Regions from separate parts of the Mus musculus genome. Here region 2 is linked to region 1. A link is a loop called in an ENCODE intact Hi-C map of the cell type or tissue named here. Cell type or tissue: gastrocnemius. All regions are shown on one strand. Each heading gives the region's core, and the rest is flanking DNA. Links, peaks and the distances in the headings are about the cores only.

Evidence for each region. Peaks named below come from ENCODE experiments on the same cell type or tissue, not always from the same donor. Only the 100,000 strongest peaks of a DNase experiment are listed, where the experiment ranks them.
Region 2: it touches region 1 in a loop (2.5-fold over the local background); 1 of 42 quality-filtered maps calls a loop at or near these places.

The regions. Positions count from the first base shown.
Region 1 is chr2:71,272,152-71,288,040 of GRCm38, reverse strand. It overlaps Slc25a12 (solute carrier family 25 (mitochondrial carrier, Aralar), member 12), which reads left to right. Exons shown (of 18, transcript NM_172436.4): 14 at 5,431-5,571; 15 at 8,387-8,525; 16 at 11,242-11,400; 17 at 11,519-11,609; 18 at 12,688-13,771. The coding sequence ends at 12,886. Among named protein-coding and RNA genes, the nearest start is that of Dync1i2, 68 kb to the right of the region's middle. In gastrocnemius, for the core only: no CTCF peak of the experiment used is centred there; a DNase peak (open chromatin) is centred at 8,486.
Region 2 is chr2:71,368,049-71,383,937 of GRCm38, reverse strand. No RefSeq gene overlaps it. Among named protein-coding and RNA genes, the nearest start is that of Slc25a12, 8.2 kb to the right of the region's middle. In gastrocnemius, for the core only: no CTCF peak of the experiment used is centred there; no DNase peak of the experiment used is centred there; H3K27ac peaks cover 1,176 bases.

The sequences.
Region 1 (15,889 bases), core at 6,517-10,516:
AATTCTGGGCTGTCCAAGATGAAGGCACCATCAGACTCATTGTGCTGATCCTTGCTCTCTGGACCTCAGGGGTGCCCCGCTCCTGCACCCTCGTGTGGAGGAAGGGGACACAAGAGCTGTCTTCATCTTCTGCGGCACACTAATCCCACCCACAGGGGCACAGCCTTTAGGACCTGGTCGCTTTCCAAGGTCCCACCTTCCTGGGTAATAGATTCCAACCTATGAATTTTCAGGGTGGGGAGACACATATACTCAGACCATAGTACTTCCCCTTATTTAGTCTAAGTTTTGTGTTCTTTTTATTTTGTTTTATTTTTTTTTACTTATTCACTTTACATTCCACTCACTGTCCCCCTCTCAGCCACCAAGGTTTGTGTTCTTAACACTTTGATAATATATCACCCAACAGTAAACATATACTGACCTTTATTCTTTTAAAATTGTCACCACTGAGGCAGAAAAATGGCGTTGGTCTATAAGGCCCAGTCTTTTGTCTGTTCTTGAGACAACTAATTCTGTGACTTTTATTATGTTTTTTTTTTTCTGATTATTTTCAATGCATACATTTTGCACACCTATTCAAGTGGCTGATCTGGCCTTACGGAAATCCAAGTTTTGGTTTTCCTCAGACTCTTCGAGGGAACTGTAAGGCTTCCAGTGATTGGCCACTGTGGCTGGAGAGAAATGGTTCTAAACAATGGAGAGAAGCAACAAGAGACCTGGCACCCTCAGGGCCAGTCCCCAGCCTTTCTGCAGACCCAGCTCTTGGGGTGGGAGTGTGAGGACAGAAGGGAGACCAGGACTAATCCTTAGCCTCAGGTGCAGGGGAGGTCAATGGCTGAGTTCTAGCCTTTCCCAGGGAGAGAGTGGGAGGGGCGTGATTTTTATATTATGTTTCTGTTGTGTACAGTTAACTCTCGTTGCAAGCAGGACGTATTCTCTTATGTGTTTTCAGTGTGGTTCTAGAACAACCAAAAGGACAGATGATACTGAAAACTCAAAGCTCTAAGCTTGTCCTGCTGTTAGTGTGTCTGAGAAAAACAAGTGCCAATCTGATGAAGAGTTTAGCAATTGGGGGTTAGAAGTTATTTTTGGTGAGTAAAAATTTCACCAAAAATATGGCATAGAGAACGGAAGTCGCTTCCTTATGAGACCCAGAAGTATGTCAAATTAGGTTATACCCATTTATATCTAGGGATATATCTATATCTACACACACACACACACACATATATGTATATATAAATGAATGGGTGTTTTACCTGCATGTGTTTATACTCTACATGAGTGCCTGGTGCTAACAGAGAGGGCATAAGACCCCCTGGAACTGCAGTTAAAAATGGTTGTGAGCTGTGGGTGTTGGGAATCAAACCTGCTCTTAACTCTTAAGTCATCTCTCCAGCCCTGCTCCCCATCATTGTGTGTTATGATGATCTAATTTAAGTTTTAGTTGGTTATTATCTATCACTTCCAATTACTATCTCTATTTTAGTTTTTTTTGAATATATAAACTTTTTTTTTTTTTTTTGGTTTTTCGAGACAGGGTTTCTCTGTGTAGCCCTGGCTGTCCTGGAACTCACTTTGTAGACCAGGCTGGCCTCGAACTCAGAAATCCGCCTGCCTCTGCCTCCCGAGTGCTGGGATTAAAGGCGTGCGCCACCGCGCCCAGCTTATATATAAACTTTTTAAGGTCTTTTAATCCATAGTTCCTAGTACCAACTCATTTAAAAATTCACTAAAACTGCTAAAATGATCAAACTTAGACAGGAGGTCTGGAAAGAGGCCATGCCAGCTCTGCTATGATCCGGAGCACCGCTGATGCATCCTTGGGGCTGAGAACTGAGTAGGGCGGGTGAGTGGTGACCTCCTCTCCAGCCGCTCACTTTCCCTTCACAGGATGCAGCTAATCACGTCTTCATCGTAAGCCCATTCAATTTTGATAATCTTAAGTAAATTTGGACATAATCATAATGAAATATATAGCAAATATTTTAGGTTCATAAGTGATTTGGCATTTTTAAAGCCAAATCATAGTGCTTTGTGATATAATTTTTTTTCTTCACTATTTTCTTATTGGGCATTTGATTATTTTCTTTGGGCAATTTCAGTGCTCTGAGAGGCTACAAATGATACGTTGGCACAAACACAGGGGCATCTTCTTTACTGTGGAAATGTATGTATTAAATGATTATATTTGATGTAACTAGAGCGGTTTCCCATTGGGAGTGAGTTAAAGGCTGTGCTGGTGGCACAGTCCTCATTCCACACATTCCTGTCTGCCACACCCTTAGAAAACGACAGTGCATGTTCCCAGTGTATGTGTCTTTTTAAGTGCTATAAATATCCAAAGTTTTGTTTTATATATATATTTACTTTTGAGACAGTGTCTCATTCTGTCACCTTGGTTGTCCTAGAATTCACTCTGTAGACCAGACTGGCCTTGAACTCACAGAGATCCTCCTGCTTCTGCCTCCTAAGTGCTGAGGTTAAAAGTTCAAGCCACTATATCCAGCCTGTGTTATAAATTTGTGCGTGTGTGTGTGTGTGTACATATATGTTTGTGTGCATTGTAGTATATATGCATGTCAGTGTGTGTGTGTGTGTGTGTGTGTGTGTGTTTGTGTGTGTGTGTGTGTGTACAGGATCTCTCACTGAACCTTGAGCTAGGCTGGTGACCAAGCCCCAGTGAGCCTCCTGTCTCTGTCTGCCACAGCCTGGAGGTTCAGCTATACCTAGCAAAGCCTGGTTTTTACATGGGTTCTGGGCACGTGAACCCACGCCTTTATGCTTGCAGACCAAGATTTCTCACCCACTGAGCCTCTCCAGCTCCATCTAAAGCTCTAGACAAATTAAAAAGTGATCTTATCATTTCTAAATGTTACAGTGCTTCTAGATTTAATTTGCCTACATAGTTCTAGTCCTATTATAAAGTTTTCAAATGTAAAATAGTTTTAAAAACATGAGCAAACATTATTGAACTGATAGAAATTTTACTCCTTAAAATCCAGAGACCACATAGGGATAACCCAATAGATGTGTGCCCGACTACAGTATCACTGTAAATGGTTGCCTTGCTCCCTTGCTGGGAGAGCCATGTTGACAGCTTGCTTCTGTGTTCCAGGGCGTCCTCTGGGTGCTGGGATGCTCACTTTCGGTGCGCATAACAGTTAATATGTGTACTGTGTGTCGTTGCCTCCTTTTCTTGGTTGTACTGTTTTCATGGTGCTTTAGAAGGAAGCTTGCATCTTGTACACTGAAGAATCTGGGAAACGATTGGAGGAGGGCAAAGCTTAGGCAGCTGGCAGTCCTTTCCAAGAAGATCCGATGAGAGAAAAGCAAGTCAAGGGAAGGGAGCTGAGGGCAGGCAGACCAGATGTGAGAACTCACCAGTGTATAAAGTATGAAAGGGCAACCCAGTGGTGGACGCACATGCCTTTGATCCCAGCCAGGCAGATCTCAGTGAGTTTGAGGCCAGCCTGAATACTAACTAGTATAGCCAGGACTATACAGAGAAACCCTAACCAACCGAACAACCAACTAACCAAACAAACAAACAAAAACCAGGAAAGGACTTTGTGTTTATTTCAACATAATGTCCATTTTTAACACTTACCACCTAAAGGCTGACACGCTGGTGGTGGTAAATCTGAGGGATTATAATGAAACTGTACAGTTCTTATCTTTTTTATTTTAATCTGCTTTAGTTTAGAATATAAAGCATGTTTTCCCAAAGACAGTCTTTGTAACCATTGTTCAAAAAAAGCGATTTCAGGGAAATAGTAAACTTTTCAATTGGTTTGGTCTTTAACTCCAGCTACAGGAGTAATTACTTGGATTATCATTTTAACATAATTTTTCACCCAGCAATCCTTTTGAAAGTATTGTTTGCTTAGATTGAAACATTGAACTGCACCTGTCTGCCCGCAGAGCAGCAGATTATAAAAGAAAGAAACACGGGCAAATCAACATGTAAAATTGGGTCAGAATATCCTTGTTGGGGGACCTATGTGCTGGCTGGTGGTCTGTGCTGTGTCAAGACAAAAGGGGATTAGTTCCCTGGAGGATTCAAGTCCAGAGAAGGAAAGGGATCTAGGGCCAATGTAGCTTTCAAAGTCATGAGTGCGGAAGGGTCAGGATTTGAGCCAAAGGTGTTGAAGACTGCTATGGCCCCAGAGTGTTTAGGAGCCGACTAGCTGCCCTTTGGAAGGGGGTCTGGGAGGGTCATGGGTGTAGGCAGATGTGGAAGAGGACAGATGGAGGACCTCATTGCTGTTTGGACACCTGTGGAACTGCTCTGCCCCTCAGGGCTCACGCTTCTTATTTTACCGGAACATGCGCCATGGCTGTTATGACTATGATCATGATTATATGGAGACCATTACAATTATGAATATTATACGAATATAGTTTTGATTATATAATGTAAACAGCTGCAGTTTAAGACAAAAATGCACAAATGAGAGTTGTTTCGCCTTGTAGAGATAATATGTATTTTATTTATTTTTATATCTCCGTGATCACGCACACATGCGCATCTTTATATTACACAAACCGAAAGAGGAGCTGTAGCAGTTATTTTAAGCATCCCCCCACCCCCACTAGTTGTCAGGTTTCAGATGTAAATACACTCTGATTATTTAAAATCAAACCTGATACTCACTCACCACCGAATGTGGCATGTGCCACGATCTGAGGGTGTTTCTGGTTCCTAGTTCTGCCTAACGATTCTTTTCCCCTCGTTCTGTCTTGAGATGACACTGAAGTTTCTCTCCCCAAATTCCTTCCTTTTGTGTGGGTGTCCTGGTCCAGGCTCAGAGCTCTGTGCAGGCTCAGGTACAGTGTAAGAACCGGAGGAGATCCATCTCTGGTAAAGGTCCTTCTGTGAGCCTAAGGCTGTGCTCACTTTTCTGCAAGTTGCTGGGCTGAATCAATGCTCTGCTGATTCCCCTCTCACCCAGAGCCCACCCTGCACGTCTTCATTTGCTTGTGTTTGCCAAATTGTGTTTATTGATTCTGTTATTTTGAATGTGTTTGAGGTTATCCTTGAAGGTCAGTTCTGAGAATCGGCCTCGACATTTCTAATAGAAATAAAGCCAAGTCTGGGCATGGTAGCCCTCTCTCATCTGCAACCTCAGCATTCTGCAGGCTGAGGCAGGAGAACTGCTGTGAAGTCTAGCTTAGCCTGGTGAATATAGAGTGTTCTAGGTGAGTTTGGGCTGGAGATTGAGTCTTTGTTTCAAATAGACATGAACCCAAACCGAGATTAGCGTGAAGCATCTTTGGAACGTCTCCATGAGCCTGTCTTACACCGAGCGAAATGTGTGCCTCTCCTGCCCGAGTGAAAGAGAAGTCTTCCATGCCTTTCCCTTCACTGACACCCCTAGGCCAGCTCTGATGTGGAAAGAACTTGTCTGTCTCCCTTGCGTGCAGGCTGGAGGCTCGCAGGTCATCTTTACCAACCCTCTGGAGATAGTGAAGATCCGCCTGCAGGTAGCCGGAGAGATCACCACAGGACCGAGAGTCAGTGCTCTGAATGTGCTTCAGGACCTGGGACTTTTCGGGCTGTACAAGGTGGGTCAGTTCCTCTGGCTAACTGAATGGAGATGTGACACACAGCACACACATGTATACACACTATACACACGGTATACACCTATATACACACACTACACACATGTATACACACTGTACACACATGTATACACATGTATATACACTATACATACAGTACACACACGTATACACACTGTGCATACAGTATACCCATGTATACACACTGTGCATACATGTGTTTACATACTGTGTGTACTGTACACACATGCAGACACACAGTACACACATGTAGACACACATAGTACACATATGTATGCACACAGTACACATATGTATACACACTGTATACACAGTACACACATGTGTACACACTGTACACACAGCACACATGTATAAATACAGTACACACATGTATACACACTGTACACACAGTACACACATGTATACACACAGTACACACATGAAAGAATGAAGAAGCTAGATGACCCCACCCTCACCCCCAAGCTGAGACCTGTGAGACCTATCAGGAAACCCAAATGAAATCGGGTCCCCCAGGTAAAGGCAGCGGGATGTACACACTGCTCCTGGGTAAAGGTGGTGGGATGAACATGTTCCTGGTGTCATTTTTAGCTTTTATGGAGCTGCTGGCAGGATATCCGTTCCATAGCATCTCTGGCTTCATGCTTCTGGCTTCCACTCTATGGGGTCTTTGAGAAATACCTTTGGATACTCGTTGGATGGTTTTAGGACACCAGAATGATCCTATGCTCACATAGAGTCTGAATATGTCATTGTCCCAGGAGGGGCTTCTCTTGTCTTAGTCATCATGACCATAGTGGGGAAAAAAAAGAAGATAGTAGAATTTGGCAGAATTCAAGTCTTTAAGAAGTTAAGTGGGAGGGTTTGTCAATAATGAATTCCATTAAAAAACAACAACAGTTACTGTACTTTCACAAAACGCCAGTCAACAGATTTCTCCCCTGCCGATATACTTACCACCGTCATTACAGATCAGATGTAATGGAGCAGAAGCCAGTATTTTTCTTTAACTAGGAGAGTATTTCTTTCCGTTCCTTTCCCTGGTAGAAGGGAAAATACAGAAATTTCACCTCTATAGGGGACTGTGTTTCCACAGCATTGAATTTATTTATGGATCCATAACTACTGAAATGTGTAAATTTACCTCTGTAACTGCAAATTAGAAATTAGGAATGTCTAGATTAGAGCTGTAAGCCACAGGGCGCTCCAGAGCCCGGCTGCCAGCCGAGTCTGTCTTTACCAAATGCCTCTGCTCGCTCCTCCCGCCCACCCTCCCTGCCATCCGTTGAGATTCCCTTGGAGAGCAGAATTTGTAAATATTGGTTCTATCTGTATTACCCTGTTAAGAGTCCTTCGGTGTTTTTGTTGTTGTAATAAAAACAGAGCTATAGGAACCCAGTGCTTGGGTATAGCATGTGTCTGATGAGGTAAAGCTTCAGACCTGGGCCGACAGGGGTCGATGGCAATGGTATGGAAGGTCTTCCTGGCCCTCCCCAGGGCCAGGACAGGCTGTGTTGAATGGAACATGCATGGAATGAGCAGGGAACACGGTTGGGTTTTTTCTCTGCCTTCCCAAGAACAGTTTCCCTTCTCCATTGCCTCTGGCTTTCTGCCTGGCGTGGAACTCTCGAGGCTTGGAACTCGTGATTGAGGTTGACTTGGTAATTTGTTAGTTTTGGGGGGTTTGGGAATCAAGTCATTTATACTGGGATCTGATCGAATGCCTCCCCTGTTTCCCCTGCCACTCCGATCCCCACTCAAGCTCCCTGCCCCCACGCCCGGCAAAGCTGAGCAGGTCATGCAAACCTGGGACATCCGAGAGCCCTTATGAATCCTAAATGCTGCCTTGCTTAACATTCAGAAAGTTCCAATTACATATTGACAAGTTGCAGAGACCGGCAGTAGAGCATCCTGAGTTAATGTTGTATTTTGCTTGAAAACACTTAAGAGGATAGATCTCATGTGTGATTACAACAGAAAACAAGTTAATTATTAAATTATTTGTCTTTTTTTAAAAAATTTATTTATTTATTTATTTATTTATTTATTTATTTATTTAATGTATGTGAGCACACTGTAGCTGTACAGATGGTTGTGAACCTTCATGTGGTTGCTGGGAATTGAATTTTTAGGACCTTTGCTTGCTCCAGTCAACCCTGCTCACTCTCGCCAACTCTGATCACTCAGTCCCTGCTCACTCCAGCCCAAAGATTTATTTATTATTATACATAAGTACACTGTAGCTGACTTTAGATGCACCAGAAGAGGGCATCAGATCTCATTACGGTGGTTGTGAGCCACCATGTGGTTGCTGGGATTTGAACTCAGGACCTCAGTGCTCTTACCGCTGAGCCATCTTGCCATCCCATTTATCATTATTTTATGGGCATTGGTGTTTTGCCTGCATGTCTGCCTGTGTGAGGGTGTCAAATCCCCTTGGAACTGGAGTTAACAAATAGTTGTGAGCTACCATGTGGGTGCTGGGGATTGAACCCAGCTCCTCTCTCCAGCCCTGCCACATTAAGTTTTAAGACCCTAAATATAGCATTTCTAGAAATGCTAGAAAGTTCTTTGTTGTTAGAATGCTGCAGCCACCCGGGGTTAGCCTGGATGGATGTCCATTTTCCTTTAGAAAGCTTCCTGCCCCACATGTTTGCTCTGCCTACCCCATCCCACCCCAATTCCCCTCACATCACTTCTAATGCTGTTTGAAGGACATCTGAGCCTGTCACTGATGCCTGCCCGCTTCCCATATTTACACTCTGTTTTGCACTGTTTCCTCACCGCGTGACAGGGTGCCAAAGCCTGTTTCCTCCGAGACATTCCCTTCTCCGCAATCTATTTTCCCGTGTACGCTCACTGCAAACTCCTCCTGGCTGATGAGAACGGACGCGTGGGAGGCATCAATCTCCTGACAGCGGGAGCCTTGGCAGGTAACCACAGATCTTCTTAACCAAAAGAATTCTGCCAAGACGCACCAAACCTCTGACTTGGAGCTTTATTTCTGGAAGTTATTGTTGGGATCCGACTTAGCTGGATATAACCGCCTTTTCTCCTTTGTGGGGATCTGATTCTGATGAGCGTTAATTACATTTGCATAATGTGGATAAACAACTTAATGCAGCTTAGCAACTTGGAGCCAAATTAGATCTGCCCATCTAAATTGGGCTTCCATCATTAGCATGTGTCTTAGCCTCCTGGGCTCCTAAAACCTTGGGTACAGCCAACTAAGGTGGAGAAGTCCTTTGCTAGATCTGCTCTGTTGGGCCAGTGCTGATAAGCAGTCTCTGCCTGCCCTTAGGATTGTCCTGTAGGGTAGTGCGTTCCCACTCTGGCTCAGAAGCTGAGCTTCACGAAACTCTCGCTTCTTGCCACCACAGGTTAGACCAAAGCAGCACCCTGAAGCCCTCAACTCCTTTCTCAGCGTTCAGTTTGGTTAATGGATGCTTAAGTTGCTTACCCCCTCTGCGATAGGCTCAGTGCTTCTGGAGGGTGGGGCTTGCATTACGTCCTTCCTGCCTTCCCTGTGCGGCCAACATAGGAGTAGAGGCTCAGGCAAAAGACACCAGATTAGGCCCAGGAGAGTCTACCAGGGGGAGCAGCCTGGCAGGAAGAACTGACTCAGCAGTAGCTGGGGTGAAAGGGGTTGAATGCGTGTGTGTCCCTGTCCTTCCTTACTCCTGAGTTACCAGGGAACTGACTTGGAACAACAGGGAGCAACCAGGCATCCTTACATTCAGCAGCACAGAGGAGTGACAGCAGAAGGAAACGGTTCATTAGGCTTCCTCACAGCTAGTAACGAACCCACACAAAACTCACAGACTCAGGACTAGGACTAGACTCTGGTCCCTGCTTGGGGTTTATTTTAGATTTATTTACATGTGGGAGGCAGAGACAGGCAGAACTCTGTGAGTTTGAGGTCAGCCGGGTCTATATAGTGATTAGTTCCAGGACAGCCAGGGCTACCTTGTCTCACAACACAAAAAACCAAAAGATTTATTTACTTTTATGTTCATGTTTGCCTGCATGTATGTATGTATGTACACCATGTGCATACCCGTTGCTGAATGAGGCCAAAATTGGGTATCAGATACCCTGGGGCTGGAGTTATAGATGGTTGCAAGCCATGAGGATTCTAGGAATCAAACTTGGGTCCTCTGAAAGAGCAGCCAGTGCTCTTAACCACTGAGGCATCTCTCCAACCCCACTGCTTGGCTCTTAATTACTGAGTTATCTTCTACTACTTGTCCTAAGTATGGTGTGTTAGGAGCCCTGGGTCCTGGCAGTGTTGAGATGAATACACTGTTCTTGTTTATGACAACAGAGGACAACTTAAAAACAAACAAGCAAACAAACCAACAAAGAAAAACAAGAAAACAGGGCTTTGAGCCCTTGTCTGGGGTCCTGCAAATGCCTTGGCCTCCGTCATTTGTGAGCTTGGTTGAATGAAAACAGCCAGTGATGCCGGTTTAACCTGGCACCAAGTCCCCCCCCCCCCCCCCGCCTCGCCACCCTCCCCAGCTCCTTTCTTGTCCTCATTAGACTGTTAGGAAGGGGATAACGGCCAGGCTTCCAGTGGGCAACAAACAGAACCACATAAACAGTTACCAAGTCACACCAGCTTATAGACATTGGACCTATTTTCAGAAAGAGGCGAGTTTTTCTAATTATTACCAGGCATGCTTCGCTAGCAGGTACTGAGAGCATTTGAAGACCTGTCCCAGGAGGCATGCAGCTCACCTGCTTCCCTCTGAGCAGGGTGCTGGGCTGATCCAAGGGACATACTGGCATCATTCTCTCATGGAGCCCCTCAGAGCCCCTCAGAGCCACAAGCTCCATCTGCCTAGCGATGGTGAGACAGTGAGATTTGGGCCAAATTGAATTCCTTCCCCCTGGGGAAGGTCATGCTGCTCTCTCAAGGTCTGTTTTGTTTTATGAACAAAACCTATGCTTGAGAAATCCATCTTCCGTGTCCTGCTGCTGCTGCAGCATCTCAGGTGACCCCAGGGAGCTGTGGCATGTGTGTGTTGGGGAAGGGTGGCCTCTGAATGATCGGTTCCTCTGCTGCTCTTTAACTGGATGCCTGGCCGGCTCTCACTGAGGTTGTAATGACTGCCACACTGACTGTCACATGAGCAGGTCTGAAAGGAGGCTTGCAGCCTCTCCCTTAGCACCTCAGACTGGCAAGTGCTTGATGCTTTTGACCCTCACTCACCCCACAGTGTGGTTGGCAAGGATCAACCAAGACCACGCACGATGCTTTGATGCCACATGCAATCTGTGGTGCATTAAACAGATGTCACAGGAGAAAATACTTGCATCCTATTTAAAGATGAAAAGCCTAAAGGTTGTTAAGGCCGGGAAGGGAACGTGGCGATTCCTACCTACCTCTAGCAGTGCTTCTCTCTCTCATTGTTCTCTGGGATGGGACATTAGAGACATTTCCTTAATTCAGAAAGAAAAACAAAACCTTTCCACCCCAATTCTACTGAAACCAGCAGCCAACCGGCAGGCTTGCTGACACTTCTTTCCACATGCGCCTCCGTATCTGTGTAAGGAGCTCTGAGTACCCCTTGGGTTACAGTTGTGGACTTTCTTATTGGATGTATGAAGTCCTTAGGAGGATTAAATGTGGCTTTCTCCTCAAAGGCGTACCTGCTGCTTCTCTGGTGACCCCTGCTGATGTCATCAAGACAAGACTGCAAGTGGCCGCCAGGGCCGGCCAGACAACATACAGCGGGGTCGTCGACTGTTTCCGAAAGATTCTCCGGGAAGAAGGGCCCTCGGCATTTTGGAAAGGGACTGCAGGTAGATGCTGGGGTGGTCCTCCAGCCTGGCTGTCTGGCTGTCCTGCCCTGACACTCTCAGGTCACCTCGTAACAGCATCCAGGTGTTAAGTGTACCCTACCCTGTCTGTCTTTTCCAGCTCGGGTGTTTCGATCCTCACCTCAGTTTGGTGTCACTCTGGTTACCTACGAGCTTCTGCAGCGGTGGTTTTACATAGATTTTGGAGGCCTGTAAGTACAGCTACTTCTCTTCACAAAGTCACCAAATCCACATACGTGTTTGTTCTGTTTATAGAGCCACTTTGGGAATGCTGAGAAACGGGACACAGTGGGGTTCTTTAAGACCAATGCATGGAAAGCAATGGGCTGTAAAGCCTTCCACATTAAGAGAGGCAAATCACTGTTAGTTGGATTATTTAATATGACCAGAAACAACCTAAGTGTGTACTAGTCACACTCCTGTGATTGCTCCTCATCGTTTTTACATTTAGGAGATCTCATTGCTTCCCATCACTTAGTACCTAGATGTTCACACAGCTAGTTCACACACCGGTTTCCAAGAGAGGTTACCCAACGAGTCAACCATTGTAGAGTGCAGGCCCCAAACTGAGCTGCTCCAAATGCAGCACACAAAGCTTCCCCTGGGGAGACAAGCAGTTGCTTGCTGAGTCTGCAGGGAAGTTGTACCCAAAGCAAGCGAGCAATTATTAACTGTTGGGCAGAAGCCTGGGCACTGCGTGTCTTTATGTCATAACCCTGTGATCCTGCTGAAAGCCTCAGTAGGGGAATAGCTGCTGATCCAAGTAGTGGAGCGACCAGCATACGGAAAAGATGCAAGGACAGCAATTTTCTCATCCCAGCGTACAAATACTGTGTCTTGAGAGATTGTAGAAGCAAGAACTAAATTTGTTTCTCTTTTGGTGATAAGCATTATGAGCCCATTATTCAAGAAGCTTTAAAATTAAATCAATACATATACCTTTACATTTCATGTATGCTTCCTGCATAGTAATAGAAAATAGAAAAATCTACAAATAGCCAGCTTCCCAAAGACTATTACTAATGGAGTGCATTTTCTCTTCCGTTTATTTTTCTGCCCTCAAGTCTGCTCATAAGCAGTGGGGGTGGGGCCGTTTGTCTTCTCTATGACGTATGTGAAAGCAATGCTGTGGTGACGCTGGATATCATGATTGATGCAGGAGACATGGAGAGAGCTGAGAGAGCCTTCTCCATGGGGTGTGGCTGTCACAGACCCCGCTCAAAGTGTAAGCCCTGAGATCCCTAACGGTCTGCTTTTTCCTGTTCACAGCAAACCTTCTGGCTCAGAACCAACGCCAAAGTCCCGCATCGCAGACCTCCCTCCTGCCAACCCCGATCACATCGGTGGCTACAGACTTGCCACGGCCACTTTCGCTGGCATTGAAAACAAGTTTGGCCTTTACCTCCCCAAGTTTAAGTCTCCTAGCGTAGCTGTGGCTCAGCCCAAGGCGGCAGCAGCAGCCCAATGACATAGCAAGTACAGACCGAGGCCCAGGAGAACGGGCGGTACCGTGTCCAGTCAGCTGCATGGTACTGTCAGCGCTGGGGTCAACCACTTTCTATACGACCTATACATGTATTGTTTATAAAGTGATCATACGCCCAGGGAGAGCCGCAGTGCAGTTTCAAGCTTTAGTCTTTACGTGTTGAAATGTTTTCTGAGCCTTGGCATGAATTACGTGTTCTAGACTCTGCTTCGCACAGCTTGTACCTACAGTGACTGTACATATTGTACATCTTTGTACAGAGACACCTCGGCACCTCATCCCAACAAATCACGTTTATAAACATGAAACGCTGTTCTGAGTGGCTTGAACTGTACAGAAGGTTTTGAAAGTGTTTTATTATGAATCATGTAAGAATAAATGTACTAAAGTTAAATTCATTCTCCTCCTGATGACTTATGGAAATCAAGCAGCCATGTTTGAATGTATCCAGTTTCAGTTTGTTTTCCATTCGCGACTAGGAAGGTATTTGCTGATACAAGGCAGAGCGAAACTTAATGCTCACCACATTAAATAAGAAACGCGTGGGAAGGGTGCTTGCCCGTGGATGCCAGAGGATGAGCCGGTGACTCACGGGCTGCTGTGTTTCCAGTCGTTTGTAGCTGAGTGTAATCCTCCTGTCAGCTGGAAGCAGCTCCTCATGCGCGCGCGCACACACACACACACACACACACACACACACACACACACACACACACACACGAACGGGATGGGCTCCAGCAAGGCTCGCTTAGTTCTGCTTTTCTCCTATGCAGCAAGGTCAAGGTCAGGATGTTGCAAGAGTAAAGTTTGGAAGTTTCCCTTCGTAAAGTATGATACGAATCAAAAATAAAAGCACACCAAAATGTCTGCATGGAGTTGGTTTCCTTCCTAGGTCTCCTCTCGGGGCTTTTTTGTCTGCACTCGCCTGCTCCTAGGGGATGCATATTTTGTTACAGAAGGAACTCGGGTGGAGTGAGGGAGGGAAGCGGGGAGGTTCCTACATGGTGATTTTGTGAGCCTGGGTCCTTGCTAGGAGTTCAGATGGAGATGACTTCCTCAGAAGGTCTCTCTCTCTCTCTCTCTCTCTCTCGTGTGTGTGTGCACACACACACACATGCCCATATTTACTCTTTAACAATTGCTTCTGACCTACAGCCACATTTACTGTGGCTGTTACTTGATAGCTGGCAACATCAGGACTTACTAACTTTAGCGAATAGCTCTGGGAAAGCACGGCTGTGGCCATGGCTGTGAGGATATATGCAGATATCATTAGAGGTGAACCTGGAGATGGCCCAAGTCACCAAGTGCCCCTCACAGTGCTCACCAGTTGGTGGCTGACAACCCTGTATCTGCAACTCTGAGCTTTCTTGAAACCCTAAGAACAAAAGATATTTGAAAGCTGGCTATTTCTAAATGTGTTGGATTAGTCCCATTAGAACTGAACACACAGCATAATTAATTGTTCTTGCTATGCTTGTTAAAATTATACAAGTAGTTCAAGGACATGAAATTACATGTGTGTCTGTGTGTGTGTGTCTGTGTGTGTGTGTGTGTGTGTGTGTGTAAGACGATGACAAAGTGCCCTCGCTACCTCCTCTTCAACCAGCATTCCTGTCATCCTTTGCTGAGAGGTTAGAGCATAAATTTGTGATCTGTTTTCCATACATCTCCATATGTACATATTTATATATTTAGAACCAGGGCTATGCAATGTATGTGTGATTCCGTGACTTGGTTTTCTTAGTATGTCCCTGAGCTCTTTCCACATCAGTTTATAGAAAGTGTATCCTGTTTCTAGTAGCTGTGTATTATTTCACTGTATGGATTATGAAGCCTTTTTAAAATAGTCATTTCATTATTATTAACAACACTGTAGTTAGAGGAGAATATCTCTGTGTGTGTGTCATGATATGTTATTGTATATTAGTATTTGTTAGGGACTAATTCATAAAATAGACGGGTTTTTTATTTTGTATACATCTCGCCACATTGCTGTTCACAGAGGTCTCAATCTCCTGCCCCATGGGCAAGTTAAGATTGCCCGGTTCACAGGCAGATCATAAACAGAGGTCACTGTTGCAGTTTTTATTTTTCTAATTGCTAATGGGCTTGAATGAATGTCTTTTTATTGTTTGTTTGTTTTTTGAGACAGGGTCTCACTCTTGCAACCTCAGAGTCTGGGAACTCCCTATGTGGATCAGGCTAGCCTTGAACCTGTGGTAACCTTTGGTCTCCCCAATAAGGTGCTGGAATTGTAGGTGTGGGCAGAACATTCGCTGTCTTTTCATTTTTACTGGTCATCTGTACATTTTCTTTTTGTAAAATATACAGAAGGCATATGAAGTATCTAAGGCATAGACACAGAAAAGTGCATACAGGTTAAAATAGTACTCATGCGATGACCAGGTCAAGAAATACAACATTCTCAACCAGCCAGAAGTACCCGTGCACTTCTCCCCAGTCTTTACCCCATCCCCTTACCATGTCTTCATTTCTGCTTGGTTTTCCTGCTCACATATACATCCTTAAATACTGTGGTCCTCTTCCCCCTTTTTGAGACAAGATCTACCGTGGTCCAGGCTGGCCTCTTGGATCTACTTTCATCCAGGCTGGCCTCTTGACTTGTTTCTTGTGCATCAATGATGCACATATGTCTATGTGTATGCGAATATGTACACATGTCACAACACATGTGTGGTTGAGAGGATAACTATTGAGAATAAGTTTTCTCCACTTTCCATGTGGGGTCCGGGATTTGAACTCAGGTCTTCAGGTTTGGGCAGCAAGAGCTTTTACCGGAGCCATTTTGCCAGCCCTGACCTATTCTTATTTATTTTTTTGAAATTTGTATGAATGAAATTGAGACTTCTTGTGCTAAATACATATGAGAGTTTGTCCATTCTATTATAGGATGCATTATTCTTTACTTTCGATCTTAGTCTTGACTGACATTTGTTTTCCCAGTTTGTGATTATTATAGAC
Region 2 (15,889 bases), core at 4,284-8,283, 98 kb before region 1:
CTAGCCCCGCCCTTCTCTTCCAGGTTTCCAAGATGCCTTTCCAGCATAGAACCTAGGCATGTGAGCCGCTGGCTGGACAAAACAGACAGGGCCATGTCAAGGACCAGAGCCTTGGACCCATAAGTAATTGGCAAAGCCTTCTATACCTGCTATAAGACTAGCTAACCAGTCATGACTGTACTATATACATAAACACACTGAGATTCTGGTGTGCAGTAGAAGTTGGTGCCACTCTGTCAGAGTACACACTGCCCACCTGACCCCAGCGTTTCTGTATTTCTGTTTGTCCTTTCTTCATTCTCTTGATGGCCCTAGTCTGGTTTCTAGGACCAAGCCATGCTGGATGTAGCATTTTGGCCTTCACACTCAATGCATAGCCACATATGGGGACACGCACACACTACAAAAAAGAAGGAAGATAGACTGAGGCGATGGCTCAATGGGTAATAATGTTTGCCATGCAATCATAAGGACTTGAGTTCGAATCTCCAGAGCCTGGGTTGAAGTTGTTCTTCTATCTTGAGTATCTGTAATCCCAGCACTCTTACAATGATACAGGAAGAATACACAGGTCATTTGGGATGCTGGAGGGTCAGCTAGCCTGGTAATGCAGAGTAAAAACAGACTGTCTCATACAAGGTAGAGGGTGAGGACTGACACCAAAGTTGTCCTCTAATCCACACATTCACCCATATTCAGACATACATAATACACACACACACACACACAAACACAAAGTGGGCGTAGGAAACCCTCAGATCTAACAATAGCTAATATTTTTGGAGATAATAATTAGATTTGCTTTAAGTTGGCAGTGCTAATGAGGGTTGGAGTTACAAGTCTCAGTTTGGGAACAATTATTCAGGAATCTCTTTCCACACAGATGACTTCTAAATGCAAGAGAAGAAAGAAAATAAAAACAGACTAGCTCCTATTGGAAACTATTGTGGGAGAAGAAAAGGAATATGAGTGTTAGAAAAAACTTAAAGGCATTGCAAACTGCTGACATGTGGATGTTCCAGTCCTTCCTTTTTTGGTCTCATGGTCTACACAGGTGGACATGGCCTCCTAAGTATCCTTAGCGGGTCTGAAACTCACTATGTAGAGTGGGCTGGCCTCAAACTCACAGAACTCTGCCAGCCTCTGCCCTCCTCCTTTTTATGGTTCCTCTGCCTTAAGATTCAGCCACCTGGCATCAGTTAGTTCAGTGTTCTGTTCCCAAATCTGTTCCTTAAATAGTGAACAGAAACTAACTTTTTTTTTTTTTTTTGAAACAAGTTTTCATGTAGCCCAGGTTGGCTTAAAATTCACTATGTAGCCAAGGATAATCTTGAATGTTTCATCTTTCTGCTTCTATTTCCCAAGTGCAGAGATTATAAAAACATGTACTACTGTGCCTGGTTTAAGTTAGTGGAAACTATAGGAATTCCTTCTGAAATTTAAAAATAAGACTTAGCTGGGTGTCGTGGTGTTTAATCCCAGCACTTGAGAGGCAGAGGCAGGCAGATTTCTGAGTTCGAGGCCAGCCTGGTTTACAAAGTGAGTTCCAGACAGCCAGAGCTATAAAGAGAAACCCTGTCTCAAAAAACCAAAAAGCAAATAATTAATAATAATAATAATAATTAAGACTTAGTTAATATTGTTGCTTTCTGGTACAGCTAGCTATGCAAAGCTTGTAGGTCTCTGGTCTTTGATGATCTTTGCTTCTCTGACAGAGGCACAGCCAAGAACTTCTCCCTCTAGGTCCCTCCTGCTGACTCATGCTGAGGCTGAGGCCTGGCTGTCACTGTTAGGTAGTGCCACCACTGCAGATTCGTGTTTGCTATCCCTGCTGGGCTGCTGGTGTATCTGTGAAGTGTTTGCGAGTGTACTGAGCTGGCCTGTGAACTGAACTTCCGATTTCCAGACAACACAGAGTTGCTCCAAACAACCCTTCTAAACAGGTCCACTTCCCATGTATCGTTTCTTCCCCACTACCTCTGGTGGGGTGGGCTAAAAGGGAGGTTAAAGTGTTTAAGAACAGGCTGGGCAGTGGTGGCTCACACCTTTAATCCCAGCACTTGGGAGGCAGAGCCAGGTAAATTTCTGAGTTCGAGGCCAGCATGGTCTACAGAGCACAGACTGCTCTTCTGAAGGTCCTGAGTTCAAATCCCAGCAACCACATAGTGGCTCACAACCATCCGTAATGAGATCTGACGCCCTCTTCTGGTGCATCTGAAAACAGCTACAGTGTACTTAGATATAATAATAAATAAATCTTTAAAAAAAAAGAGAAAGAAATGGAATATAAGAGGGGACTGTGTTGGGCTGTTTTATGTCAACTTGACAAAACTGAAGTCATCTAAGAGGAGAAATCTCAATTAAGAAAATACCTCTGTAAGACTGAGTCATAGGCAAGCCTGTAGAGTATTTTCTTAATTAGTGATTGATGTATAAGGGCCTGGCCCATTGTGGGCTATGCCATCCCTGGGCAGGTGGTCCTAGGTTTTATAAGAAAGCAGGCTGAGCAAGCCATTGGGAAACCAGTAAGCAGCACCCCTCCATAGCCCTTGCATCAGCTCCTGTCTCCAGGTTCCTGCCCTATTTGAGTCCCTATACTGGTTTCCTTCAGTGACGGACTACAGTACAGAAGTATAAGGCAAATAAATCCTTTCCTCCCCAGTTTGTTTGATAATGGTGATTCATTCCAGCAACAGAAACCCTAACTAAGACAGGAACTTACTGGGGTGGTATACTCAATAGGGAATGGAACGCCAACAATGGCCCTCTGTACTTTAGAGAAGCTGATAACCCAGATGTCCACGAAGCTGGAGGCCTTAGTAGTCCCGTTCTGGTGCTGAAAGACTGGATAATTTCTAAAGATCTACTTTTCTTATTAGATATCTTCTCTATTTACATTTCAAATGTTATCCCCTTTCCTGATTTCCCCTCTGAAGGCCCCCTCCCCCGCCCCCCTTTCCCCTGCTTACCAACCCACCCACTCCCGCTTCCTGGCCCTGGCATTCCCCTACACTCGGGCATAGAGCCTTCACAGGACCAAGGGCCTGTCCTCTTATTGATGTCCGACTAGGCCATCCTCTGCTACATATGCAGCTGGAACCATGGGTCCCTCCATGTGTACTCTTTGGTTGATGGTTTAGTCCCTGGGAGCTCTGGGGGTACTGGTTAGTTAATATTGTTGTTCCTCCTATGAGGCTGCAAGCTCCTTCAGCTCCTTGGATCCTTTCTCTGGCTCCTCCATTGGGGACCCTGTGCAGATCTACTAACCTTTAGTCTAGGTCAGAAAGATAAAGAACCTTTGGGGAATTTTTAACTTGTCCAGCTGTGCTAAACACTCTGGATAGAACATTTTACAAAGGAGAGTTCTCATTCAAATGTTACAAAAGATACCATAAAACATTGGAATTGGAAGGGCTGGGGAGACTCCTCCAAATGCTTGTTGCTTGAGCATGACAACCTCACTGATCCCTAGAGTTCATGTTAAAAAAAAAAAATAGCCATGCATTGATATAACCTCATTATTGGAGGGCAGTGATGGGCAGATAGCTGGAACTCACTGGCTAGCCAGCCTAGCCAAAATTTCAGGTTTAGTGAGAGATCCTGTCTCAAGTGAATAAGGGAGAGAGAGAAAGAGAGAGAGAGAGAGAGAACACTTAATACCCTCCTCTGGTTCCTGCAGGCACACACATTCCAACTCCCCTGCCCCCAACACCCACAGGTACACAACACACACACATAAACATGTGCCCACACATATACAACCCATACATCCACACACAGGCACACCCACACAGACGTATACAGCACAAACATACAACATACATGTCCAGCACACATATGCACCCACATGTATAGCACACACACACACACACACATTGAAGTTGCAAATAGAATAGGTTAGGGTAGATGATATCACATCAGGTGGGCTGGGAGAAGCTTTACTGGATTGCTCGAAGACCTGTTCTATCAAATACCTGTAATATCAACAATTATATGTATGGACGCCCTGCAAACTGCAATGATTGCTAACGATGGGAAAAGCTAAAGATAATATTCAATTTCTGATGGAAAGGGGAGGAACTGAGGGAACACTAGTCTGCCTCGTTGAAATACTAGAGTGTTAATTTTTGAAAAACAGTGAGCAATAACAACAAAACCCCAAATGCCCACAATTTATATGTTCACAGAGGGTAGGCAAGGAGCCCTCATCCAATATAGGTTTACAAAGAGCAGTCATCAACTCAACTTACTTAAACGTTAAATAAGTAAATAGCAGGAAGGAGTAAAATAGAGGGTTTGTTTAGCTGTCTGATTAGTGCTGACCTCACATGAAACTATGATTCAGAGATAACTCAATTATCTGGACTCTGCTTTGTCTAAAAGATTCATATTAGTGTGTACACTTATACTTGCCATGAATATGTGATTTCAAATTTCTGATCCGTTATCATATAATAAACTAGGTGTAGCTTTTGCTTCTCTGTGGCCAGGTTATTAAGAAATAAGCTGAAGCTGGATCGAGGTAGAACTCGAAGCTGAAGCTGGATCGAGGTAGAACTCGAAGCTGAATCTGGATAGAGGTAGAACTCAGAAATTTTTTTCTTTTTCTCCTGGAGATGCTGCTTCAGCCCTGAACTTTATACCTGGACTCCTTCCAGAAACACACCCTGTAGACTTCACAGTTTTCCAGTTTTTAAAGTTATTTAAACTCTAGCCAAGACTAATTTAAAACTTGGTTGTTTTGAAACATCTCCCATTGTTAAGAGCATTGGCTGCTCTTGAAGAGGAACCTGGTTCAATTCCCAGCACCCACACAATCATCAGTATCTATTCCCAGGAGATCCCATGCCCACTTCTGGTCTCCACAGGCAGGCAAAGCACTCATATACATAAAAAACAAAAAACAAAACAAAACAAAAAAAAAAAAAAACAAAGAAAGAGCAAGCTTGTTGAGCAGGAGGGAGGCATGGAGATGCTGGATCAAGACCACAGTTCTGGTGACAGAGGCTGCAGACCCATCCCTGTGCTTGCACTGTTCCTACAACAGAAGCAAGGAGTTTCTGAGTGCAAGCCAGCTGTTAACAATTGCTTTCTAACCCCACACACCCAGGAAGCAGAGGCAGATCTCTGTGAAGTCAAGGCCAGCCTTGTCTACGCAGTGAATACCAGGACAGCCAGAGCTACAGAGCGTGCTGGATAGTTTTATATGTCAACTTGACACAAACTAGAGTCATCTGGGACAAGGGAATCTCAATTAGGAAAACGTCATAAGATCTAGTTGTAGGCAGGCCTATAACATGTTTTCTTAATCAGTGATCAATGGAGGAGGGCCTAGCCTATTGTGGATGCTGCCATCCCTGGACTGACGGTCCTGGGTTTTATAAGAAATCAGGCTGAGTGCCGGGCGTGGTGGCACACGACTTTAATCCCAGCACTCGGGAGGCAGAGGCAGGTGGATTTCTGAGTTCGAGGCCAGCCTGGTCTACAAAGTGAGGTCCAGGACAGCCAGGGCTATACAGAGGAACCCTGTCTCGAAAAACCAAAAAAAAAAAAAAAAAAAAAAAAAGAAAGAAAGAAAGAAAGAAAGAAAGAAAGAAATCAGGCTGAGCAAGCCATGGAGAGCAAGCCAGTAAGCAGCAACCCTCTATAGCCTCTGCATCAGCTCTTGTTTCCAGGTTCCGGCCCTGCTGAGTTCCTGTCCTGACTTCCTTTGATGATGAAGTCATCAAAAATAAACCTTTTCCTTCCCTGGTTGCTTTGGTCATGGTGTTTCATCACAGCAATAGAAATTCTAAGAAAGTGAAACTTTGTCTCAAACGAAACAAACAAAAACAGTTGCTTTCTAGTGCATTCTCCTTGGCTTTGCTGGTAAACCAACCAACCAACAAACAAAACGCAAACAAATGAAAAAGGGCTTTGAAGATCTGTCCAGGTGTTTCTTTAAACCACAATCCCCTCTCCCACTCTGCTATGCTGTGTCACACACAATTAGTGACATCCTTTGACAGATCTCATAAATCCACACTGCTGTACAGTCACAGGGCTCTCAAAGAATTATCACTTTGCTGAGGAAGGCTGCATTTCTCCTTTCTGTGTATTGATTTTTTTCCTACCTCTCAGCTATTCTGTTCTTCTAGAGCTCTTGAGTTCAATTCCCAGCAACCACAGAACTCAGAGATACACCATCCTCCGTCTCTCAAGTGCTGGGATTAAAGCTGTACACCACCATGCCCAGCTTTATAGAAACCTAAAAAAAGAAAGAAGGAACTAAACTTGTTCACAGATTGTGGTGGTTTGAATGTGCTTGGCACATGGGAAGTGCTGTTAGGAGGCGTGGCCTTGTTGGAGGAAGTGCTTCAGTGTGTAGGCGGGCTTTGAAGGCTCCCAGTGCTCAAGCTCCGCTCACTATAGAAGAGTCAGCTTTCTCCCAGCTGACTTCGGAACTCACAACCATCTCTATAGGGTTAGGATGCTCTGTTCTCATGTGCAGGCACACCCTCAGACAAAGCATTCATATGCATAAACAAACATAGCCTTAAAAAAAACGTAAAAGGGCCAGGTGTATTGGTTTAATTTTAATTCCAGCACTTGAGAGGCAGAGGCAGGCAGATATCTATGAGCCTGGTTTACACAGTAAGTTCTAGGCCTGCTTGTCTCAAAAGCAAAACAAAACAAACTCTACTTGGGAAGTCTAGGGAGATGGCTCATCAGTTAAAAGACTGATGTTCTTGCAGAAAACCCACGCTCACCTCCTAGCACCCACATCTAGCGGCTCATAATCACCTGTAACTCTAACTCCAGGATTGTCATCGGGCTTCCAAGGACCCTATGCATGCACAAACGCACAGACACACATGCACATATCTTTTTAAAAAATTAAAAACCATATTCGACACAGGCTCTCACTATGCTGCTTTGATTAGTCTAGAACTCAGAGATACACCATCCTCTGTCTCTCAAGTGCTGGGATTAAAGCTGTACATCACCATGCCCAGCTTAATAGAAACCTAAAAAAACAAAGAAGGAAGACTAAACTTGTTCACAGATTGTGGTGGTTTGAATGTGCTTGGCACATGGGAAGTGCTGTTAGGAGGCGTGGCCTTGTTGGAGGAAGTGCTTCATTGTGTAGGCGGGCTTTGAAGGCTCCCAGTGCTCAAGCTCCGCCCACTATAGAAGAGTCAGCTTTCTCCCAGCTGACTTCGGAACTCTCAGTTTCTCCAGCACCGAGTCTGCTTAGATGTTGCCATGCTTCATGACAATGGACAGAACCTCCGAACCTGTGAGGCAGCCCCACTTAAATGTTCCTTATACAACTTGCCTTGGTTATGGTGTCTCTTTACAACAACCCCCCCCCCCTCGCTAATCTAAGACTCAGATAACGCTGCGCTGAAAGGTTAGGACGAGGACTTCCACGTGGGTAATAAGTCACAGTCTGCACCATGTGCTCAGACTTCTGACTTCCTGCCTTACTTTCACTTGCAGTGACAACAGAGCAGGACAGAGCAAGCGACTAGAGCCGGTTCTCTGGAGCATCTTTTTCAAGCATCTAGAGTGAGGAATAAAACTCAGAACTCTGTGACTTCAGGATGTACCACAGTTTGAGCCTGCTTGAAAGAGAAGCAGGTAGTATTAGACGCGGTCTCAAAATGCAGGCAATAACTGGTTTGAGCATAATTGTATGAGTTGAGATGTATCGCCAGATCACAGGCATGCCATGGGACATTTGGTGGAGGGTTTGTCCCCACCCTTAGATCATTTTCATGTACATTTCTTATACGGTGCCATTGCCCTAAGATGGAATCATATTGTCAGGACAACTAGAAACAAAATATGGAGAGAGCAGCTTTGACTGAGACCTTAAATTCCAGTTAAGTTTGTCCTTTGTTCTCAGCTTGCCTTCTTTCTGATTAAAAGAACATTAACCACTCCACAGACCTATCCACTTCTTTCCCTTAACCTGCAGGTGCAACTACTGCTCTTCACCTGCTTCACACTGCTTCTCCAGAGCATTCTAATGTCAATGCTCTTGCTATGATTCTGATCAGTACAATTTGTTCTCTTCCTCTTCTTCCTCTTCTTTTTTCTTCTTCTCCTCCTTCTCCTCCTCCTCCTCCCCCCCCTCCCCCTCCTTCCCCTTCCCTCTCCCTCTGTGTGTGTGTTTTGAAGTCCCACTGCCCCAGACTCTGGCCTTGGCCTTAAACTCATAATCTTTTTGGTTCGATGTCCAAAAAGGTAAGATTACAGGCACATGCTGTGCACCCTGCTTAATAGGGATTATATTATTGTTCCAACATTTTGTTTGTTTGTTTGTTTGTTTGCTTAGACAGGATCTCAGGGTTCCCAGGCCAACCTTGAACTCCTGACCCTCCTGTTCCTACCTCCCAACTACTGGGATTACAGGCATACACCACAACACTGGACTCATTCACTTTTCCAGTGTCATACTTAAGAAAGAGTTTCTGGTCCTGTGAGATGTCTCAGCAGATAAAGGGGCTTGTGGCCAAACTCAACAACCTGAGTTGGATCCCTAGGATTCATGTGGTGGAAGCAGACAACTCCTGCGGGGTGTCCTCTAACTTCTACATAAACTTACACACACACACACTCACACACACAAGTAATTTTTTAAGAAAGAATTCTTTGTGACATATTTATTCCTACTTCCTTTTCTCAAAGTTTGCCCCACTGCCCATGTGTGGAATGTGTGTGTGTGTACACGTACACAGGTTGGTCTTTTTATCAATTTGACACAAATTAAAGATACCTGGGAAGATGGCCCCTCAATTAAGGATTTGTTTCCATTAGATTGGCATGTCTTAGGCATTTTCTTCATTGTTAATTGATAGAGGAAGGCCCTGCCCACTGTGGGTGGTGCCACCTAGGCAAGTGTTTCTGGATTGTATGAGAAAGATAGCTGACCGGGAGTATGAATGCGAGCCAGTAAGCAGGAGTTCTCTGTGTTTTCTGTGTCATTGCACTTATCTCTCAACAGAGAAGCAAACTTAAACACCACCTCTCTTTCTGGTAAACTTTGGGGTTTCTCAGTACAAGCCTGCCTCCCCTTTAGGAAACTTCTTACTCAAAGGAGTTGGTTTCATCTTATCGTCTTTCTCCTGGCTGAGCAATCCAAGGTCACCATGCCCCTTTGCAGAATCTTGCCTGAGTTTCTTTTTCTAGAATTACACCCTGGGTACAATCCAACAGGAGAGCTCCAATTTAGGCTTCAGACAACACGCCTGGTTCCTCCCGAGGTTATGCAAGTAAGATTCTACAAGCTCGTTTCAGTTTTCCTGTGGGTCATGATTAGACTAAACACATACAGCTACCCAAACATTCCCGATGCCCAGCAGCAATTATTGTCTGAATCTGTGGGAAGGAAAACACCTCCCCTATGCAATATAATCTTCACAGATTTCCCCTGCCCACAAGGGGCTGTGTGGCTTGCCAGGTAGTTAACAGTTTTATTTCCCTCCCCTCCAGCAGAGCAAGAGATCTGTCAGTGGTTAAGAAATAGATCTGGGAGCTGAAGACTATAGTCTGTGGTTAAGAGCACACACTACTCTTGCAGAGGACCTGAGTTCGCTTCCTAGCACCCACATTAAGCAGTTCACAACTTCTAATTCCAGCTCTAGGGACCTCAGGGACCTCTTCTGGACTCAGAGGACAGCTGTATGCACACATGTACATACCCCCACACATATATACATAATTAAGTAATAAGGAATAAATATGTAAAAATAAAGAAATAGGTCTCATTAGCATTTCCAGCTGAGTAGCAGGAGTATGTTATGGCTGGTCATATACAGACTTGATACAATTTCCTGATGCTATTATGGAATTTTTCAGAAAGTTGGAAAAGTGGAACAAGTATTTCAGTAAACTTCTATTTTCCCTTTCTCTCTCTCTTTCTCCCTTTCTCCTCATTCATAAATATTCCTCGTGTCTTTGATACATTTCAAAATAAATTTAAGCCAGATGGAGTGGTGTATGCCTTCAATCCCATCACTTGGGAGGTAGAAGCAGATGGGTTGCTGTGAGTTTGGGGCCAGCCTGGTCTACATAGTGTGTTCCACGTCAGCCAAGGCAATATAATGAGACCCTATCTCAATAAATAAATGTAAGACACAACACTTCATAGCATTGCTATGTTATAATTTAATATTTGTTCAACTCTTTTCTCTTGAAAACTTTATGCACATTGTAACGATGTGTATAAGGCTTAAGTACATATTCTATGAGCTTTGACAAATGTACCTAAACCCTAGCATAAATAGTAGACTGCTGTCATCATTTCAGATACATCCTTTATGCCTTTTACCTGTCAAGCCTTCTTTGCTGGAAATCACAGTTCTGAATCACTTTCCCTCCATACTTTAGTTCTGATTGTCTTAGCGCCTTAAATAAATGACATTATCTGGTGTTAGCTCTTATGTTCGCTGTGATTCCATGTAAAGCATTTACCACCACCTGACACAATGGTTTATCCTCATACATGTTGTCATGTGTATCAAAAACCTGCTTCCCTTTACAATTTTTAGAATAATCTTCCATTCTGCAAATGTACCATACTTGGACATTTGGGCTATTCCAGTTGTGAGTGATTATGAACATTCTTATTTATTTATTTATTTATTTATTTATTGGATGTAGATACACTGTAGCTGTCTTCAGACATACCAGAAGAGGGCATCAGATCCCTATTACAGATGGTTGTGAGCCACCATGTGGTTGCTGGAAATTGAACTCAGGACCTCTGGAAGAGCAGTCAGTGCTCTTAACCGCTGAGCCATCTCTCCAGCCCAATTATGAACATTCTTGTACAGCTGTTTTTATTTTTAATTTTTTTAAAGATGTATTTATTTTATGTATGTTGAGTACATAAATGAGTTGCTCTCTTAAGACACACCAGAAGAGGGCATCAGAACCCATTACAGATAGTTGTGAGTCACCATGTGGTTGCTGGGAATCGAACTCAGGATCTCTGGAAGAACAGTCAGTGCTCTTAACCACTGAGCCATCTCTCCAGCCCTTTTGTTCAGGGTTTTAATTAATTAATTAATTAATTAATTAATTTTTGAGATAGGATCTCATTTCACAGCTCATGCTGTCTTTGGATTTATTATACAGCCCACAATGGCCTTAAAATTATAGTCTTCCTGGTCCAGACTTCAAAGTGCTGGGATTAGTCATGCATGAACCACCATCCCTGGCAGGCACAGGACATATATTTTTATTTTTATTGATTAAATAGAGAGAGATAAAATTAGCAAATCATAGGCTAGGTGCATGTTTAGTTGTGTTTTGTGATTTTGTTTTTGTTTTTTTTTTAAATCATTTTTTAAAGACTTATTTATTTATTATTATATGTAAGTACACTGTAGCTGTCTTCAGACATACCAGATGAGGGAGTCAGGTCTCATTACGGATGGTTGTGAGCCACCATGTGGTTGCTAGAATTTGAACTCGAGACCTTTGGAAGAGCAGTCGGAGCTCTTAACCACTGAGTCATCTCTCCAGCCCCGAGTTTTTGGTTTTTCAAGACAGGTTTTCTCTGTGTAGCTTTGGCTGTCCTAGAATTCACTCTATATACCACACTAACCTCAAACTCACCAAGATCCTCCTGCCTCTGCCTCCCAAGTGCTGGGATTGAAGGTGTGCTTTTAAGATTTTATTATTTCTTTTTGTGGGTTTTTTTGGGTTTTTTTGCCTATATATATGTCTGTGTGCCATGTACATGACTGGTATGTAGGGGGTCCAGAAAAGGGTGTTGGATCCTCTAGAATGGAAGTTACAGGTGGCTATGCACTACTCCATGCGTGCTGGAAATCCAATGCAGGCTCTGTGCAAGAGCAGCGGGTGCTCCTAATCACTGAGTCATCTCTCTGGCCCACACACAATTTTTAAAATGAGACTTTCTCTTTAGTTTGGATCAGTTCCAAACCATCTTCTACATTGGTCTCTTGGAAGAAGAGAGTAAAAACAGCATCGGAGTAAATTCGGAGGAGTAGGAGGGGCAGGCGGCAGAAGGATTTGGCAGGATGTTTGTTCTATCAGCTAGGCAGTTTCTTTCCTTACACTGAGAACATTTACCCCACTGCTTTCATCCCTAATCCAGACCCTAGCACCTGCTAACCCAGCACTCTGTCACAGCAACATCCTAGCCCTACCCCATTATTACCTTAAGCTGCTTTCCCATTTGACACCTGATGAAAGGTTTTAAAAAAAAAAACTTCAGTTTTAAATTGTAGTGTGTGTGTGTGTGTGTGTGTGTGAGAGAGAGAGAGAGAGAGAGAGAGAGAGAGAGAGAGCGAGCGCTAAATGCCCGAGTGGTGCATCAGGCCCCTTGGCGTTAAGAGTTACAGGCAATTATGAGCATAGGCTGTGGGTTCTGATAACAGAAGACCAGGGTTCTGCAAGTGCAGCAAAGACGAGCTCCTGGGTCATCTCACCAGCTCTTTAAACTTCATTGTGACTGGAGGGATGGCTCAGTAGGTAAGAACACTTGCTGCTCTTCTAGAGGACCTGAGTTCAGTTCCAGCAAACATGTTGGGTGTTTAACAGCTCCCTGTAACTCCAATTTCAGAGGTTCGATGTGTACTTCTGGCCTCCTCAGACCCCGTGTGTGTGTGTGTTACACACACAAAAATTTTAAAATCTATATAATATTTATGACTTAAAAGAAAAACTTCTAGCAGCGTGGCAGTGGCACATGCCTTTAATCCTAACACTCAAGAGACAGAAGCAGGCAAATCTCTGAGTTTGAAGCCAGGCTAGTCTATAGAGGGAGTTCCTGGATAGCCAGGGCTACATCAAAATAAAATAAAATAAAATAAAATAAAATAAAATATAAATAGAAAGAAAAGAAATACTTGTAAGTCACTGTAATTGGGACAGGAGAAATAGCTCTGCAGTTAAGAGGATTCGTTTCTCTAGCTGAGGACCCAGGTTGGTTTCTCACAACCACGTTGCTGCTCACGACTGCCTGTAACTCCAGTTCTAGGGAATCTCTTGCCCTCTTCTGATCTCTATAGGTTTCTGGATGGATGTGGTGCACACACACTCCCTACAGGGCTGCTACATGCAGTTTAGGAGGGGTACTAGACAGGACATAAGACACAGTTGATGCCTTCCACAGAACTGCTATGACCTGTCAAATAGAAGAGTGGGTACAGTTACAATGTGATTATTTGTATATTTTGGGAATAGGACCAGAAGTGGGATCTAGATTATACATATACATTTTTAGTTATGTATATACATTTTTAGTTGCATATATAAAATTTAACATCTCTAGGAATCTTTGTACTGGTTTCTAAATGATTCTACTAGATAAGAATGTCCTCACCTCTATACCCTTGCTGGTACTTGGTAGCATTTTTTTTCTTTTCTTGATAACAGTCTTGGGGCGGGGGGGTTGGGAGTGACAGGTCACAGTATTTGCTCTTTCTCTGGTGATAAACAATCTTGAGCTTCTTTTTTGGATACCTATTGGCCATTTTTGTTTTGTTTTGTTTTGTTTCTTTTGAGACAGGGTTTCTCTGTGTATCCCTGGCTGTCCTGGAACTCACTTTGTAGACCAGGCTGGCCTCGAACTCAGAAATCTGCCTGCCTCTGCCTCCCGAGTGCTGGGATTAAAGGCGTGTGCCACCACCACCCGACGCCTTGACCATTTTTTTATATCATTTTTAGAGCAATTGTCTCTTCAAATCTTTCATTCACTGATTAGAGGATATTTACTACTGTGTTGTATAAGTTTTCTCAATATGACTCTCGGATGTTAATAATTTAAAAATATTTTTCCCAACCTGTAGGCTGCCCTCTTCATTTTGTTCTTCACTTTGCTGCACAGAAGCACTTTAGTTTGATGCAGTCTCACTTGTGACCCGAGCTTTGGCTTTGGTGTGATTGTTACTACCTGAGGCAGTGTCAGAGAGCTCCCCGTTCCATGCGTTTCCTTCTGGGAGTTTTATGGCTGTAGATCTTATGTTTCCCCTTTAAAAATACATTTTGAGGGAAGTTTTTGTGCATGGCAAAAGATAAAGGCCCAGCAGTCACTCACATATGGGAACCTGGTTTTCCATCACTATTTACGCCCCCCCCCCCCCTTTTTTAATTTAAAGGAGCATGTCTCACTTAAGAAAGAAAATAAGGGCTGGAGAGATGGCTCAGTGGCTAAGAGCACTGACTGCTCTTCCAGAGGTCCTGAGTTCAATTAGCAACAACATTATGGCTCACAACCATCTGTAATGGGATCCAATCCCCTTATCTGGTATGTGTGGAGACAGCTACTTTACTCATATACATAAAATAAATAAATAAAATCTTAAAAAGAAAGAAAGAAAGAAAATAGTAGTTGGATGTAGTTATGCTCCCCTTAATCCCAACACTCTGGATAGAGAGGCAAGGTGGGTCTCTGTGAGTTTGAGGGTACCCTGGCCCACAGAGCAAGTTCCAGGACAGCCAGGGCTACACAGAGAAACCCTGTCTCAAAACAAATAAACAAAAGGCAACCAACTAAACAATAACCAAAAAAAAAAAAAAAAAAAAAAAACCAAATATGGTTGAGGTCCTGGGTAAACACAATCGCTAAATGTCTGGCTTTTACTGGGCTCTGATATTTTCAAATAGCACATATTTATTGATAGACACAAGTATTCATGGCATGTATATGATTTTATGAATTAAGTAGATTTAATTTTAATACTATAATGACAAGAAATCTCATCACTTCCTTCCCTCTCACAAAACCCATGTCGAGTGCACTAATGATCAGTTTTAAACAAGTCAACCATGTTTCTTTTAAAAAGACTTATCCCCTTGCCTGGTCTCAAAGATATTGAAAAGTGAGCACACGAAGCCTATAACTGGTGGGTGGGAATAAAGGCAATATACTACTACAGGAGACATCATCAGCTTGTTACAAATTTTCTTGTAATAACCCAGGGATAATCAAATATTGCAACATTTAAGTATGATTGAGCCAAGGGTATGATATCTACAATATGTAGGATTGCTATTTAGTTTTATAACTTAAAATGGTCTATGATAATGGTGGCAAAGAAGGTCTTTGCAATAAATAACTACTTATACACATACTTCATATGCATATATGTGTATTTATATCCACACTTTACAAATAGGACCATGTCTAGCACATGGAGGATTTTAGTAAATATTTGGGTGAATATCAATATGAGAACTAATAGGATCTTTTCTCCCCTTCTTTTTTTTTTTTTAACAATTTTTAATTTTATTCACCTTAGTGCTTAGATGAAATGTGGAAAATAGGTGTTGATTATCTTTCTACCTTTAATGAGTTCTGAGGAGCCTCAGACTGAGCTATCACCTCGGATCCGCACCCCTCTTCCCCCTCCACACACCCCCCCCCCCCCGCCTCCCTCCCTTCCCCTTTCTTACTTCTCCTCTATTCCTTTCGTTTTTCTTTTCTTTGAAGACGCGTCTTATGCATCCAGGCTGGCCTCTAACTCTTATGCAGCCGAGGATGACATTCCGATTATCCTGCCTCCATTTCTCAAGCCTGGGGATTACAGTCGGATACTACTTCGCCAAGATAGAGTTTATGTGCTACTGGGCATAGAACCCGGGACTTCCAGCATGTTAGTTAGGCACTCCAGCAACTTAAGCTACTTGCCTGGCCCTCACATATCTTAATGGCAAGCCTCAGTTTTAGAGACATTAATTTAGCTTAAGGCAGGGCTGGGAATTCACAGAGGAATTGTTTCCTGTAGAAGAGAAAGTCAGCATAGCAAGTACCAGCTCCAAGATAAATAAAGTTGTTTTCTATATACATTGTACAAAGAATTTGGGTGGTTAAGAGAGTGAAGCGAATCTATTAATAAACCATTAGGGATATCCCAAGGAATGTTAA